Linked DNA regions of Homo sapiens: region 1 is linked to region 2. The links are chromatin loops, found by intact Hi-C in ENCODE. Cell type or tissue: IMR-90. All regions are shown on one strand. Links, peaks and the distances in the headings refer to the core of each region. The heading gives the core; the rest is flanking DNA.

Region 1 (8,396 bases), core at 247-8,246, 110 kb before region 2:
CCTGCAAACCTCCCTCACGCCTGCCTAATCCAAATTGGGCCCCTGGCTGGGGGAGGCCCTGCACTGATTGACTTAGCTTGGCTTCCTGAACGCATTGCTGGAACTAGGGGAGACGACTTCCTTTAGACCGATTGTGCCTACCCTAAAGCTTGGAAGCTTGGGGTGGGGTGAGGTTTCCCTGAAGCCCTTGGGTCTGTGGATGGACCCTGAATAAAGAATGGGCTACTTTTAAGGAGGTAAGCGGAGAGGAGGCAGGGAGGCAGCCTGTGGACACAAAGTTGTCACCTGAACTTGTAGTGCCTGAGTTTTGTTGCCTGGGAGTCCCCTCTGCAATGCTGTAGGATTTCCTTCCCACTCCTCCAGCCTCCCACGCAGCTTCTCCAGGTTTTCTGGGAGTCCTGGCCGTCCCACAGGTTGGTCTGCCCTGGCCTCTGTGCTGCAGTCTGCTCAGGCCCCGCTGCTGTTCTCCGTCCACTCTCCCGCTCCTCTGTCAAATACTCTTCTCTTCTGAGGACATGGGGGTGGTCTCAGAGACTAGGGGAGAATGTCCCTCTCCAGTTGGTGCCATGCCTTGCTGTTAGGGCCCCAAGACAGGGCTACTTGTGCCCTTGGCCTCCCAGAGTGCCTGCCTCACTCTTCCAGCCTCTTACTTCCTTCCATGCTCATCCCCTCGTGGGACTGGAGTCAGCCCCTCCCTGCCCCCTCCCCACTGAGAGCCTCCCATTGCACATGGCTCAGGTACGGCCACTCCCCCATGGCCAGTCTTGCCGAACCCAGCTCTGAGCGGGACCCACATGGAGCCACTAGTGGAATGGAGGATGTTAAAGGGAGAATTCCTCTGCTAGGCCTGTGAGGGTTGTCTGCCTGCTGATGGGCTTGTGCCCTCCAGCTGTGTCCATTCCTGCTCTCTCTTTCCTGTTCATTTCCTCCCAGGGCACAGGAAACCCACAGGAATACCAGGAATAGATGCCAGATTTCTCCTTCACCCTGGCTCGTTCTTCCTTCCCACTTTCTTGCCTTTTTTTCTTTCTTTTAAAGTTAACATTTAAAATGTGTAGTAGGCCGGGCGCAGTGGCTCATGCCTGTAATCCCAGCACTTTGGGAGGCCGAGGCGGGTGGATCATTTGAGGTCAGGAGTTCGAGACCAGCCTGGCCAACATAGTGAAACCCCGTGTCTACTAAAAATACAAAAATTAGCCAGGCATGGTGGCGCACACCTGTAGTCCCAGCTACTCAGGAGGCTGAGGCAGGAGAATCGCTTGAACCTAGGAGGCGGAGATTGCTGTGAGCTGAGATCACGCCACTGCACTCCAGCCTGGGCGACAGAGTGAAACTCTGTCTTAAAAAAATAAAAAATAGACCATCCTGGCTAACACGGTGAAACCCTGTCTCTACTAAAAATACAAAAAATTAGCCCGGCGTGGTGGCGGGTGCCTGTAGTCCCAGCTACTCGGGAGGCTGAGGCAGGAGAATGGCGTGAACCTGGGGGGCGGAGCTTGCAGTGAGCCAAGATCACACTACTGCACTCCAGCCTGGGCGACAGAGCGACACTACGTCTCAAAAAATAAAAAAAAAAAATAAATAAAAACTAAAATATGTAGTAATGCTCCCCAACTCCCACTGCTGATTTGAGAAGTAATGTGTTGTTAAAATTTGGAAAATACAAAAAGGTATAAAGAAAAAAAGAAAAGTCTCATGTAGTCCTGCAGCTTGAGAAAAGCACTTTTTACATTTTGATATTTTTCTTTCCCACCTTTCCAAGATGCATTGGTGAATACTTTTGGAAATGTGGTTGGGATATACACAGTTTTAGATCCTGTTGCTTTCACTGAACATTAGATTTGAAATTTTTCCATGCCATTAAATATTATTTTACAATATCATCCTTCAGTTACTGCGTGAATTTTCTGTTATATAGATTTACCAAGATTTAGTTTTTTATTGGTTTAAACAGTGCCGCGGTGAGCATCATGATTATTTTCACAAAATAAATTTTTTTGTTTTGTTTGAGTCAGGGGTCTCACTCTGTTGCCCAGGCTGGAGTGCAGTGGCATGATCATGACCCACTACAGCCTTAAACCCCTGGGCTCAAGTGATCCACCTGCCTCAGTTTCCCGAGTAGCTAGGACCATAGGCATGCGCCACCACCCCTAGTTAATTTTTTTGTAGTTTTTGTAGAGATGGGGGTCTTTCCATGTTGCCCAGGCAGATCTTGAACTTCTGGCCTCAAGTGATCCTCCCACCTCACCCTCCCAAAGTGCTGGGATTACAGGCATAAGCCACCACCCTGGTCCACAAAATAAATTTCTAGAAGTGAAATTGGTTTGCTGATTCATTGCCTAACCTGAGCACTGTCTCTGTTCTCAGGGTACAAGCTTTAAAGTCCCTTTCTCTGCTTAGAGTTCCAATCCCAAGTGAATTCTCCCATCACTCCGTGCCATGGCCCTTGCAGCATTGTGCCATAAGCCGCTCCCAGGCAGCAGGAGGTCGGGAATGCTTAGGGTCCTTGTCACTGCATGTCCAGTATTGCACGGATCACACTGTGCCCTGGTACCCTTGGTGACTCCTTTCATTGAGAGCCGTCTCAAGATCCTTTTGGGGGAATTGCATAGCCCAGAAGTTTTCTCTTAGGTGAATAAGCCCTTACAACTCTCATTGCAGTGGGAAGATGCCAGAAGTGGACTATGTAGTTCTGTCGGAATGGTTTGACTGGATCTTGAGGAACATGGACGTGTCTGTTGATTTGATAGGTGAGATGCACCCCTCCCACCTCCCTCTCTTGTCTCTCTCCTGGGTCCCTTGAGGATGTGCTTGGCTGGGCCCCAACCCTTGGGGGCAGTGGGTGAGGCACTTGCCCTTGGCAGTTCCTTCCCCATGGGAGTTCAGCTTTCTCCCTGAGGGCAGACAGAATTCGGGACTTCTGGTCTCTCATGGAGAAGAACCCTGGCCTTTGTTCTTTAAACTTCCCTCCCTGGCTCAGCTACTTTCAGACCCAAATCCACTGTGATCTGATGGGTTTTTCTAGTTTGCAAAGGAACAGGAAGGACAGAGCCTGAACATTCACTGAGACCTGCTGGGTGTGAGGCCTGTTTTGAGCTCTGTCTATGAACAGAATCCCATTCAGCCTCAAAACGACCCCACGGGGCCGCTGACACTGAAAGAGAATGAAAGTCGAGGCGGAGGGTCAGTGGTCAAGCCAAGAGCTGGCCCTCCCTGCTTCCTGCTCGAGCTGTGCAGACCTTCCTCCCGCCTTTGCCTGTGTGCCTGCTTTGCTTCCAAGCCATGAGCAGAGTCCTGAGAGCCACGTATTCTTTTAACCTCAGTTTACCTTCGGACCAATCCTGAGACTTGTTACCAGAGGTTAAAGAAGAGATGCAGGGAAGAGGAGAAGGTCATTCCGCTGGTAAGAGGCCTCTTTGACTTGGTTAAAGACAAACTGGGAAACCACCTCTGTCCAACCCGGCTTCCTCTCCCGGCCCCACCCCCATGAGATCATTGTGCCCTTGTTTGCAGAGAGAGAACAGGAACCAAGTGTATCAGAGGGTGAACTCTGACTTCCTGTTTGGCCAGAGACCCACGTGGATGTCCAGATCTGCTTGGCTTCCTGTGGTCGCTGACTCACAGTTTGGCAACCCTCCTGCTTGGAGGCGTTCCCCTCCCCTCCCCACCTGCCCCTCCCCATCTTGGCAGCACCAGGGCTTGTCTGTTCTGCCTCCTGAAGATTGCCTGGCCTTGTGCTCTCTGTGTCCTCCCTAGAATGCGAGTTCCAGGAGGGCAGGACCCAGCCCTCTTGTTCACTGCTGCATCCCTAGTGCTTAGCACAGTGCCCGGCACGGAGGCGGTGCTCATGCTTAGTGGTGTTTGCCCACTGGAGAGATGCCATGCCCTTCTGAGTTCTGCTCAGGCCACACTGACTCTCATGGGGACTCTGCCAGTATAGGCCCGGGCTGTGCATCTCGCCCTGGCCCTTCCCTCCTTGCATCTCCCTTCAAAATCTGGCCTCCAGGCTGCCGCCCGGCTGATATTTCCAATACTCATCACCACTCGTGCAATTTCCCAGCCCAGAACCTTTCAGTGCCTTGCTGCTGGCTAGAATGCAGTCCCCACTTTGTAATACGGCTTATGACCCGGCCCCAACTGCCTCTCTGGCGTTATCATCCTCCATTCCCTACTTTCTATGCTCTGGCTATAAGGAACTAGTTGTGGCCACACACAAACAACCACATACACAGTGGAGTTATGCAAATGTGCCTTTGCACAGTCGTTTCCTTTGTCTTTAAAGTGTTACTCAGATGTCACCTCCTCCAGGAAGCCACCCCTGACCTTCCTTCCATTGTAACCCCCCCCAAACCCACCCCCTGGCTTTCTGTGATCATGGGCCTTAGGACAGCATACTGACACTATTTGTTTATACCTTTGTTCCCCATCCCTCACTAATGTGAGCTTTTTAAGATTGGGTCTTATTCCCTCCGTGTCCTCTGCATGTGCCTTGGGGCCTGGTGCCTAGTAGTTGCTCAGTTAGTATTGAACTGAATGTCCCATGTGAGAAGCTGCCACTGGAGGGAGACAGAGGCTGGGCAAGCATTCAGTGGGGTGTCAGGGGCTCTGAGCTCAGGATAGGCTGGACTGGGGGCCCTGGGAAGCCTATCCAACTCCTGAAATCCTGCTCAGCCTTGTTTTTCCTTGGTGCCAGCACGATGCATTCCTGCCACGAGGGCCCAGGCGTCACTCTGGGCAGCTCCTTTGAAATCTTGGAGACAAGAATGCTAGGAAGATGGAATGTGGTGGAATGGGGCCAGGCTGGACCATGCTGTGATGCGCACAGCAGCTCTGTGCAGTGACCCAGATGCTCCCCAAGCCTGGGGGCCGTCCAAGCCGTGATCCAAGCCATTGTCTTAAGGGTTTGACCAGGTCCATGGGACACATCTGGCTCCTATTGCCAAGGGAGAGCTGGGCAGGAGATGTAAAGGCTGCTGCAGAGTTGACACGCGAGCCTCTGGGATGGCGAGTGGAATCTGTGTGAGGAGCCATCCCACTCTGTGCCTGGGAGAGCACGAGTATCTGCTCTGCCTGGCATGCAGGCCCCATGGCTCAGGAGGGCCTGTGCCCCTTTTCCCTTGGGCTCCGCTGCATCAGGCTTTCTGCAGTTGGTGGTCTTTATAGTCTGGAGGGTCTATAGGTTACGAGTTGTTGAGGGGGTAGAAGGGCAATGGGTGAGGGTCACAGTCCTCTTGGTGGCAAGACAGAGCGGAGGGTTTAGAGGCTGCCCAGGGCTGGGCCCCTGCCTGAAGGAACTGAGGCCCTGCTGCTGCAAAAGTGGCAGTAAATGGGAGAAGCCAGGTGTGGGTCCTGCCTTTTTTTTTTTTTTTAGTATTTATTGATCATTCTTGGGTGTTTCTCGGAGAGGGGGATTTGGCAGGGTCATAGGACAATAGTGGAGGGAAGGTCAGCAGATAAACATGTGAACAAAGGTCTCTGGTTTTCCTAGGCAGAGGGCCCTGCCGCCTTCCGCAGTGTTTGTGTCCCTGGGTACTTGAGATTAGGGAATGGTGATGACTCTTAATGAGTATGCTACCTTCAAGCATCTGTTTAACAAAGCACATCTTGCATCGCCCTTAATCCATTTAACCCTTAGTGGACACAGCACACGTTTCAGAGAGCACGGGGTTGGGGGTAAGGTTATAGACTAACAGCATCCCAAGGCAGAAGAATTTTTCTTAGTACAGAACAAAATGGAGTCTCCTATGTCTACTTCTTTCTACACAGACACAGTAACAATCTGATCTTTCTTTTCCCCACATTTCCCCCTTTTCTATTAGACAAAACCGCCATCGTCATCATGGCCCGTTCTCAATGAGCTATTGGGTACACCTCCCAGACGGGGTGGTGGCCGGGCAGAGGGGCTCCTCACTTCCCAGACTGAGCGGCCGGGCAGAGGGGTCCTCACATCCTAGACGATGGGCGGCCAGGCAGAGACACTCCTCACTTCCTAGACGGGGTGGCAGCCGGGCAGAGGCTGCAATCTCGGCACTTTGGGAGGCCAAGGCAGGCGGCTGGGAGGTGGAGGTTGTAGCGAGCCGAGATCACGCCACTGCACTCCAGCCTGGGCAACATTGAGCACTGAGTGAACCAGACTCCGTCTGCAATCCCGGCACCTCGGGAGGCCGAGGCTGGCGGATCACTCGCGGTTAGGAGCTGGAGACCAGCCCGGCCAACACAGCGAAACCCCGTCTCCACCAAAAAATACGAAAACCAGTCAGGCATGGCGGTGCGCGCCTGCAATCCCAGGCACTTGGCAGGCTGAGGCAGGAGAATCAGGCAGGGAGGTTGCAGTGAGTCGAGTTGGCGGCAGTACAGTCCAGCCTCGGCTGGGCATCAGAGGGAAACCGTGCAAAGGGGAGAGGGAGAGGGGGAGGGGGAGGGGGTCCTGCCTTTTGCCTTGGCTTTGATTCAGGCGCCAGGGGAAGGGCCAGTGTTTGTGCCCACGAACCCCCAGTGGAGCAGAGCAGGGTGGCTGGTGACACTTGTGCTGTTTTGCTCAGCCTGGCCACCGAGTGTGTGGCTGCGTCTGCCGCTGTCCACTTGAGCCAGGTTTGCTCTTGCAGGGTTCCTTTGTCTGAGTCACTGCCCATGGTCATTGACTACTTTGACCCCCTCTGCTTGACACCCTTGGTAGGTGGGGTCTGCTCTGTCCACTCCCGACAGACTGCTTGTGTTTCCCTGGCAGGAATACCTGGAAGCAATTCACCATCTCCATGAGGAGTGGCTCATCAAAGGCAGCCTTTTCCCCATGGCAGCCCCTGTTCTGGTAAGTAAGACTCCCTTACAGGGTACGAGACTGTTCTAGAAAGAGGAGTGACCCGGGGAATGTCAGCCACCTTGCAGACAGGGGAGGGCACAGTCCTTTAGAGTTTGACAACTTAGAAGAAGGAAGGTGGGAAGGCTGGTGCTCTCTCTCCCAGTGCCTGTTTCTGGGCTGAGTCTCAGAGTGAGTTGGCCAGACCCGAGGGAAGGCAGTCTGTGCCAGTGCCATCACACCTGGCAGTTGTCACTGATCCAGCATCTTCAGCGAAGACTCTAGACCCGGGTCTCAGTTTTCACCATTTGGGATAGTAGTTCCTCTGATGTGACCTTCCTCCTTCCGTGGATGACACAGAGCCTCATTTCACCTTTGTTTGGTGACTCAGGTCATCAGAAGGAATGTCATTGTCTGGTCTGGGCTGTCACACAGTGATGCCCTTAGGAATGCTGAGGTGTGTGGAACTGTCTGCCCTGCCCACTAATGTCTCTGCGTTCCTGTGTTTACTTTTTACAGTAATCCTCCTTTCTCTTGCTGCCATGTGTCATTTCTGACTGATATTGATGTGTCTGTCCCGTCAGCATTTCCTTACTTCCCCATCTCCTTGTTTTCCAGTTTGCTGTTTCCAGATTTCTTTACTCAGACAAATAAGCAGTGGCCCAGATGCTCCCAAGAAATGCGGAGTCTGGGGTCCCTCCGAGTCTTGATTGGAGGGAACCTAAGATGGTTACATATACAACATGGGATTGGCTGTGAGGCAGGGTTGTGCGCAAGCTTTGGTGCATGGCTATAGGAGCATTGTTTGATGGGATGTGAGGCAGGGCTGTGCATGAGCTTTTGTGCGTGGCCATAGGAATATCTGTTTGGGCTCAAACACTTCTGCTTATGGCTCTTGCAGGCAGTGAGGTTGCCGGAAAGTGAGATATTACTGTAGTAATTTTTTGTTTGTTTGTTTTTGAGACAGAGCCTCACTCTGTTGCCCAGACTGGAATGCAGTGACGCAATCTCGGCTCGCTGCAACCTCTGCCTCCTGGGTTCAAATGATTCTCTTGCCTCAGCCTCCTGAATAGCTGGGACTACAGGCGCATGCCACCATGCCTGGATAATTTTTTATATTTTTCGTAGAGATGGGATTTTGCCACGTTGGCCAAGCTGGTCTCAAACTCCTGGCCTCAAGTGATCTGCCTGCCTCGGCCTCCCAAAATTCTGGGATCACAGGCGTGAGCCACTGCACCCGGCCTACTGTAGTAGATTTTTAAATAAGTACAGCTTATTTTTCTCCCTCATTATGGAAAAAAAGGAGGGTAGAAAGTGATGAGGGAAAAAAACAAATCATTCATGAGCTTACAGGGTCTCACTGTGTTGCCCAGGCTGGTCTCAAACTCCTGGGCTCGTGTAATCTTCAGGTCTCAGCCTCCCAAAGTGCTTGGATAATAGACATGAGCCACCATACCTAGCTCTTGTAGTACATTCTTAAGTGAAAACCTCATTGGAAATGTAGATTGCCCTAGAGCTGAAAGCGATTTGGCTCTAACCTTCCTTTTTATCTGCCTGCAACCTTCTGTGCCCTTCCCTGCCCCCTGCTGCCTGCTTCCAT
Region 2 (8,246 bases), core at 247-8,246:
ACTACTTGATGCTGGGTAATTTCTGAAGAAAAGAGGTTTAATTGCCTCACAGTTCCGCAGGCTGTGCAGGAAGCATGGCTGGGGAGGCCACAGGAAGCTTACAATCATGGCGGAAGGGTGAAGTGGAAGCAAGCACCTTCTTCACATGGCAGAGCGGGAGAGCAAGAGTGAAGGGGGAAGTGCTACACACATTTAAACAACCAGATCTCCTGAGAACTCACTCACTATCATGAGAATAGCAAGGGGGAAATCCACCTCCATGATCCAGTCGCCTCCTATCAGGTCCCTCCCCCAACACTGGGAATTACAATTCAACATGAGATTTGGGTGGGGACACAGAGCCAAACCATATCCAAACCCTATTAGACCCACACTTCTTTCCCTCCCTCCTTCCCTTCCTCCCTCCCTCCCTCCCTTCCTTCCTTCTTTCTTTTCTTCTGTTAGGAAAGATTATGAAAGACTTTCAAATAGGAAAAAAAAAAATTACTGGGTTTTTTGTCCGGTACACTTTTCCAGGTTATTGCCTTTCATCGTCTTTGAGCTATTTTACAACTCTGTAAGTTGAAGAAAACTTAGATTAATGCAAATTATTCTTGCCCATGGGAGTACAAATGATTATGTCCAATGGAATGCAGTCTATCTTTACCCTGCGGATAGACCAGTTTTATTTCTGTATGTAAGTTGATTTCAGCATTCCTTATTGGCTTTATTGTGGGATTCTCTGAATACTCCTTTCAGTGGGTTGTAACATTGGACAGGTTCTATCATAAACTAACGAGTTAAATAAAACCTTTGATACATATTCATTTTATATGAGTAAAGAGTTATGATTTTTACCTTAAAAAACGATCTTTTAACATTTTCTTCCTCCTTCCCTTCCCTCCTTCCTGTTAACATTGAATAATTACTATGTGCCAAATTTGGTTCTATTACCTTTTCAAGACTTATTTCTTTTGACTTTCACAAAAACTTAGAGTAGGCAGTATATTACCTTATTTTATTTACAAATGAGAAAATTGTGACTCAGGGAGGTTAAGAAACTAACTCTGCTTGTAGGAGAGCACTGACTCATCCAGGACTGCTGACTCTGAACCACCTGGCCTGGGACTGAGGAGTTTCCAGGACACAGGACTTTTAGTACTAAAACGACGAGAGTCCTGGGCAAGCCAGGATGAGCCTATCACCCTGCATAGCTCCAGAAAGCCCAGGAAATGGACTCACCATGTTTAGCTTCAGATGTCCTGTCTTATCTCCCAAGCCCTGCCCAGTACATGCTGCTGTTTTGCTTCAGGGCTGTTGTCACCAAGTTCTTAGTGCTGTGTCTGCAAATGCCCCGGATGACTTTCACTCTTCCCTATGCTTTGCAAAATATTGGCTGCTTTATGTAGTGCTCTAGGGAGGGCTGTTCTAGCTCCTGCCCAATGCCCTGTGTCTATAGGCCTTTCCCTGCTCAGCCAGCAAAAGCCAAAGGCAGAGTTTTGTTGCTTCCTTCCCTGTGAAGATTCACTTCCTGCCCAGAGTCTGATCTGAAAGCAAAAGACTCTTGTTCAGCACAGCTTCCTGCGTAACAACATTAAACATCCCCTTGGCAACCATTATACAGGAATATTATAAGATAACTGTGCTTTCTATGCCCTAGGCTACAAGACCACATTGCAAAGTTTTGTGAAGTCTCCTTAAGTGTTGGGGGATACACAGATTTCCTAAACATCCCAAATAACCTCTGGATGGGCTGAGAGAAATAGGCCCCAGCTGTTTCTCTTATCTTTGAGGAAGAGGAATGGTGGATATTTCTATGCACTGCAGAATCCTATGGAAGTCACTTGGCTGAAAAACCGGGTTTCCCTCATATCATAGACTGTAACTGCTCTGATCCAGAAAGTGGCTGGAAATTTGCTGTTAACTTCAAAGGTTAACAGGATTAGACTCCCACCGATGAAATTCAAAGAAATGCTTTCAGAAGTAAGCAAACAGACAAAATTAATCAACCCTTTAACAACAGATTTTCTGGATTCAAGGGTGATGACTTCAAAAACAATTCAGTTAATTCTTTTTTTTTTTTTGACAGTCTCACTCCGTCGCCCAGGCTGGAGAGCAGTGGTGCGATCTTGGCTCACTGCAACCTCTGCCTCTGAGGTTCAAGCGATTCTCCTGCCTCAGCCTCCTGAGTAGCTGGGATTATAGGCAGCTGCCACCATGCCTGGCTAATTTTTGTATTTTTAGTAGAGACAGGGTTTCGCTATGTTGGTCAGGCTGGTAATTCTTAAAAGTCTGTTGCATTAATAGTGAACTCAACTTTTTAAAAAAACAGAAAGTTTTAGTGTTAAAAAATGATATTTGGGGATAAATTTTGCTTATCAATTCACTGTTTTCCAGTGACAAAAAAGTGCTTAGAAATCAACATTAAGATAACTTTTTTTTTCTGATTATAAAAATAATATATACTACTTATAGGAAATTTGGAAAACACAGAATAGAGAAGAAAATAAAAATTTTTCATAATTTCATAACCTGAAGATGGATATCTACTAGAAAAAATTGAGATCTGACTGTAAATAATTCATTGGGTTTTGCTTTTTAGCCTTGACCTTGAATTTAGCTCAAGATCACCACGTCCCAACATGACTTTTAATGGTTGCCCGGTAGTGTTTTGTGGATTTGCCATAATTTACCTAACCAATCTCTTATTGTTGGACATTTACATTGTTTCGAATCTTTTGCTTGTAAGTAACACTGAATTTACTGAGGCAGATACACCCAGTGCATCTTAGGTCCCTAGGAGGTCCTTAGCAATCCCTAGAAGGGGGATTGCTGGGTGGTCTGAGGTTTTGATTGTGAACATCAGAGACTCTACCAGTCACCTTGAAGACAGTAGGATTTATTCGAAGGATTCTTGACCTGGGAGGCGCCTTGAAACCAGGGCGCTCAGGGACTGCAGCTCCGTTCCTGGCCCAGAGTCAACCTTCCAGGATTGGCTTGGCGAAAATAGGGCGGAGCCGAGCAGGAGGACGAGGCGTGGACACTGCGGCAGGGCCACCCGGTGCAGGGAGGGATGGTGTGGTGCACTGTGACCCTCACAAATCCAAAGATCCGGCGGCCAAGGTCAGCCGCTCTCGGAGAGCCGAGATTCTTGGTGCTGGCTGGGCTGCTGGAGACAGCGGGTACCCCGTTCCTTCGGGAAGGTGGGGGACTAGGTCCCTGGCTCTCTCTACCCCATCAGAGCCTGGTGCGACGGAGGAGCGTAGCGAGAGCCCAGGCAGGTTGTAGGGCCAGACCAGGTTCTCTGTCAAGGTCCAGAACCCCCAGAACCTGCGGTCCATTGATTGCCAGGATGCCCGGCCGCGGAGCTCGCAGACACCGGCCCTGGCTGAGCATTTATTGACACAGCGCGCCCCCTAGTGGTCATTTCCCATTACCAACCCAACAGCCGCGGACGATGCTCCTTGGTTCAGCCTCTAGCCCCCCAGGTCTGGGAAGTCTGTAGATTCGCATTGTCCTGGGACCCAGGAGGCAACGGTTGAGGGTGGTCTAGGGGAATGGGAGAGTGTCTAGGCCCAACTCTGTCCCTAACTTGCCTGTGTGGCTCTGGCCACATCTCATCCCCATCTGGGTCCCACCTTGGACATCTGTGAAATGAGGAAGGTCATGCTGGCTTCACAGGTTTGGCCTGGGGGAGGGGAAGGGCTCTGAGCCTCTGCTCCCCTTGCCCACTTTCGGTAGGCTTGGGACCCAGGGTTGGCTGGAGCAGGCATGTGCAGTGTGGTCAGAAGATTCCAGGCCACTGGGTTTGGGGTACCATAAAATGTACAAATTCAGAGGCAGGCCCTCCTCCACTATGAAGATCACTCTTCCTACCTTAGGGTAAACAGGTTCCAAGCAGAGGAGGTGACCAGGGTGGCCAAGAGCTCAGAGCCAGGCCCTCTTGAAGGTTGGAGCGACAGAGATTGTCTCATCTGGAGGTGTCTTGGGGATGGGGAGGCTTCTTGGAGAAGGAAGTAGTGAACAGATCTCATGGGCTCCAGGGATTGAACAACCGTGAGTTCAGGGAGCAGGTACTTCAGACAGGTGGGAAAACAGCTTAAAAACCAGCTGGAAGGGGTGGCATTGGCAGGAATGGCTGAGTAAGGAGCACTTCTCCCCGAGAAAAGCAATGAGAATACTGGCCAAAATTGTCAAAACCAACTTTTTCAGAACTCTGAAAACTAATTAAAAACTTGCAATAATCCAGGGTGTACCTATTTTTTTTTAAAACAGCTAAATATTGGTAAGAACAGTGAGCTTGATGGCATTGTCCTTTTTTTTTTTTTAATAGAGACTGGGTCTCACTATGTTGCCCAGGCTGGTCTCAAACTCCTATATTCAAGCAATCCTCCCTCCTCAGCCTCCTAAAGTGTTGGGATTACAGGCATGAGCCACCACACCTGGCAGAGCTTGATGGCATTTTAACTTGCCCTAGTCCCATCCCCTTCTCCCGAGACCTGTGGTAGCCTTGAAACCCAGTGGATTCATAATCATGGTGAAAACCAGCAGTCTAGAGACAAACAGATCAGAACAGGGTTGGAGCTTCTGCAAAGTCCAATTCCCAGATAACTGTCATTATTCAACTTGTCTGGTAGTTCCCTGGAAGAAACTCCACTTGCAAGGCTGTGTTCTTTTGACCTGACTTGATACCCATTCAATACACACAGCCTTTTCTCTGAGGTTATTTGTTGAAAGTAATCAGTGGCAATTGTTTAACGTTGCAGCTGCCTGAGGCAGTGATAGTGGCTGGGGCAAATAAGAAGCTAAAAAAGATTTTAAAAGGAAAAGTTAAGGAATGAGCTGTCCATAGAGGCTTTGAAAAGCTTTGGCATATTCCTAGGAATCTATAAATGTCCCCTTTTCTGTAAGTTCCTCTGATGATGGTGGTGGTGGTGTGTGTGTGCTTGTGTGTGTGTATGTGTATTTGTGTGTGCATGTGCATGCCTGTATGCATGTTTATATGTTTGTGCATGTGTGTGTGTTTCACAAGTGCTCTCTCAGCTCTAAAAATGGAAGAATCTCAAAGGTTTTCTTTCTCTTTTTTTGAGACAGGATCTCACTCTGTCACCCAGGCTGGAGTGTAGTGGTGCGTTCAGAGCTCACTGCAGCCTTGATCTCCCAGGCTGAAGTGATTCTCCTATCTCAGCCTCCCAAGTAGCTGGGACCACAGGTGCCTGCCACCATGCCTGGCTAATTAATTTTTTTTTGGTAGAGATAGGGTCTCCCTATGTTGCCCAGGCTAAAGATTTTTCTTTATTTAGGTATAAAAAAATACAGTACTTGTCATGCACCAGTTTGGCCAATATATAGACATTATCTGTAGAGCAATTACTACAATTATAGAAAATAGAAGGTTACAGGAATTGTTTTTCCAACTAAAAAACCTGAATTAATATTGTTAACCTAAATAACAACCTGCTTATTATGCAAAAACCCTTATTCTATATGTCTGTGAGAGCTAGAAACTTGTAAGTATCATTAGTAAAAAAATCATTATAAGAAGCTAGTTATTGGTTAAAACAAACAAGTCAGTGTTATCTACAATCCCTTGCAGTGTGAGGGGCTTTGCCCAGAGTGGGAACCTCGGTCCATGACGAAGGGTGAGCTTGGTGTCTCCTTCCCTGCCCCTCTCTGTTGACTGATGCCACTTCTCCAAGGTGTGTTTGCAGTGAAACGTTCCAGTGGAAGATGCATGGGTGACCACAGAGGTTGGGCAGGGCAGGGCCTTGCCTTCTGCAAGGTGTGCCTGAGGGTCAGTTCCCTGAGATGTGACAACAGCGAGGTGTAAAGACACATGGCTCGGCTCCGTCATGCAGTCATGAGTGGGTTTGGACATTGTCCAGTTTTGCTAAAGGCCACATCTTGGGTTCCTCTAAACCAAGGGATAAGGAGTAGACAGAGAAAAGAAAGAGAGCATGGATTGGCGACCAGGTGAGGCAGAGAAGGGGAGACGTCTTCTGCTCCGGGAACATCTGCCCCTTCTCAGGCAAAACTGGAGGGGTGCTGAGGAGTCTCAAAGCAAGGTCTCAGCTCTTCCAGGCCTTCTCCAGAGGGGGTGGGTGTGGAGGTGGCCCTCACCCTGTGATCTGTCACTCCTGATCTCCACTGCCCCTCCAGAATGAATTCACAGTTGCTTCAAAGTTTAATAAGCCATTTCCCTGAATGTGGTTCAGTGCTCAGTACAGCACAGTTACTGGCATGGCAGGCCAGTGAGGTCACTTCAGGACCCAAGGTCAGGAGCTGCCATGGGGCCCCTTCCTCCCTCTTGACAGGCCTGGAGAGGGGTTGGGGAGTGGTGGGGCACTTGGAGTGGAGTATGGAGTTGGAGCAGGGCTAGGGCTCCCGAGAGAGGGCATGATGGTCAGTCTCCCTTGGGAATGGGCTGCAGAGAATCCTGCCCCACAAGTCAAGCTGTCCAGGCCTTTGCCTCCAGGCAGATAGGCACCAGGACCTCACCAGCCTTACCAGGGCGTTCAGGGACCCTAGAAAAAGACCCTGCAGCAGTTAAACACAGTCTGTTTTGCTTTGCAGCCTTGGGGAGCCAGAGGAAGTCTTTGAGTTAGACGGCGGTCTGTGGGTGACAGGGTTATGTGGATGTCTGAGCCCAGACAGAACACCAGCCTGGATTTGCCAGCATTTGAGAATAGTCATCACTGACATATATTCCTGGATATTTCAGGAACCTGGAGTTTGCTATCCCAAGGCTGATGAGGTCTCTGGGACCCACGAGGAAGGGGTGCTGGGCTGGGGAGTCACTGCCATTTTTGGAGGCTGTGGTGCCTGGCGTCTGACTGGCCTGGGCTGCAGGGGGTTTGGGTCCCCAGGCCCAGAGTGACCTCGGCCGCCTAATACAGCAGCTCCTCCCGGGGGTCCGAGCCGTACAGCTCAGCCAGCATCTTAAACCTGGGTCCCCAGTCGTTAAGGAAGTCGTAATCCACGTCAGAGTCGGATGAGTCGGTGCCCAGGGAGCTGAGGGACTCGGCTATGGACTCGGAGCCCTCGTAGCCGTAGATGTGCAGCGTGTCGTAGGGGGGGCCGTCGCCGTCGTGGTCCGCCTCGTCCTTCTTCACCTCGATCATGGCTGCCATCTCCCCGGGCCCTCCGTGTGCCCCAGGCGCGTGCCTCGGTGGCTTCTGCACCTGCGCATAGAGGGAAGGCCGGGCGTCCAGCGCGGGCCGCGGGGGCTTGGCCCCGCCGCGGCGCACCGAGTTGAGCACCGACACATCGTAGCTGGTGGTGTCCATCTCGCCGCCGCCCTCCTCGTCGTAGGTGACCAGCTGCTCGTGGATCTCCGGCACGCTCTTGCCGTGCGCGCGGGCCTGCTTCCGGAGCCGCCGCCGCAGGAAGATGAGCAGGGTGATCACTGCAGCCAGGGAGCCGAGCAGCAGAGTCAGACAAGGCTGGGGGCCTGGGCGGCCCCCCATGCCCCCATCCCCACTGCCCCCTGCAACCCCACCCCCACGCCCTCCCAGCATGCCCATCCCTTTGGCCCCCCCTTCCCCTGCAACCCCATCCTTTTGGCCCCCCTTCCCCTGCAACCCCATCCCCGCCGTTCCCCCATACCCCCATCCCCGCCATCCCCCTACACCCCACACCCCGTCCCTGCCGCTCCCCCGCATACTCATCCCCACCTCGCCCGACACTCCCACCGCTGCCGTTCCCCCACACCCAGGGGCAGGTGCGGATGCTCAGCCTGTGGGAATCTCTGAGGGGTGTGGCTATGTGAGGGTCTTGGATCCCTAAGGAGGGGTAGACCTTGAAGTGCAGAGAGCTTCTAAAATTAGGCTCAGGCCTTCTAGCTTTGAGTTACTGAACAAACTACTATATACATAAGTAAAGCTGGGATGCCCTGGAAGGCAGCCCTGCCCCCCAGCCTCAGTTTCCTTGTCTGTAAAATGGAAATGATGACCTCCCTGCTCTGTTTATATTTGGGAGGATGGTTGTGAGGTCAAATGCAATTCTATTTGTGGTGGGGATGCCATCATCATCATTAATTATTAATAAAGGAGAAATCTCTGCTGGAGAAGTCCCAGAAGTCGGGCATACCGAGGCCACTCTCAGGAGGGCTACAGGCAGGAGAGGCCTGGAATCTGTATTGCAGGTGCCCCGTGGCTGTATCCAGGCCTTGCCGTGAGTGCCAGGGTGATCTCTAATCACCTGAGGGCTTCCTCTGGAGGATCAGCCCCTGCTGCGTCTCATGGCGAGTGAAATGCAGGATACAGTAC

Evidence for each region. Peaks named below come from ENCODE experiments on the same cell type or tissue, not always from the same donor. Only the 100,000 strongest peaks of a DNase experiment are listed, where the experiment ranks them.
Region 1: a loop joins it to region 2, with 10 times the contacts of the local background. A loop is called at or near these places in 13 of 110 quality-filtered maps.

The regions. Positions count from the first base shown.
Region 1 is chr16:66,512,143-66,520,538 of GRCh38, reverse strand. It overlaps TK2 (thymidine kinase 2), which reads left to right. Exons shown (of 10, transcript NM_004614.5): 7 at 2,662-2,750; 8 at 3,324-3,403; 9 at 6,728-6,808. Among named protein-coding and RNA genes, the nearest start is that of TK2, 34 kb to the left of the region's middle. RefSeq lists enhancers at 11-511, 7,310-8,285, 8,286-8,396. In IMR-90, for the core only: a CTCF peak has its summit at 4,571 (motif pointing right); a DNase peak (open chromatin) is centred at 3,578; H3K27ac peaks cover 2,074 bases.
Region 2 is chr16:66,401,790-66,410,035 of GRCh38, reverse strand. It overlaps CDH5 (cadherin 5), which reads right to left. Exons shown (of 12, transcript NM_001795.5): 12 at 5,252-7,384. The coding sequence ends at 6,867. It overlaps LINC00920 (long intergenic non-protein coding RNA 920), which reads right to left and starts at 1,512. Exons shown (of 2, transcript NR_046242.1): 1 at 1,222-1,512. RefSeq lists an enhancer at 3,455-3,524 and a silencer at 3,236-3,530. In IMR-90, for the core only: a CTCF peak has its summit at 3,397 (motif pointing left); DNase peaks (open chromatin) are centred at 655, 1,065 and 1,525; H3K4me3 peaks cover 1,044 bases; H3K27ac peaks cover 519 bases; H3K27me3 peaks cover 1,727 bases.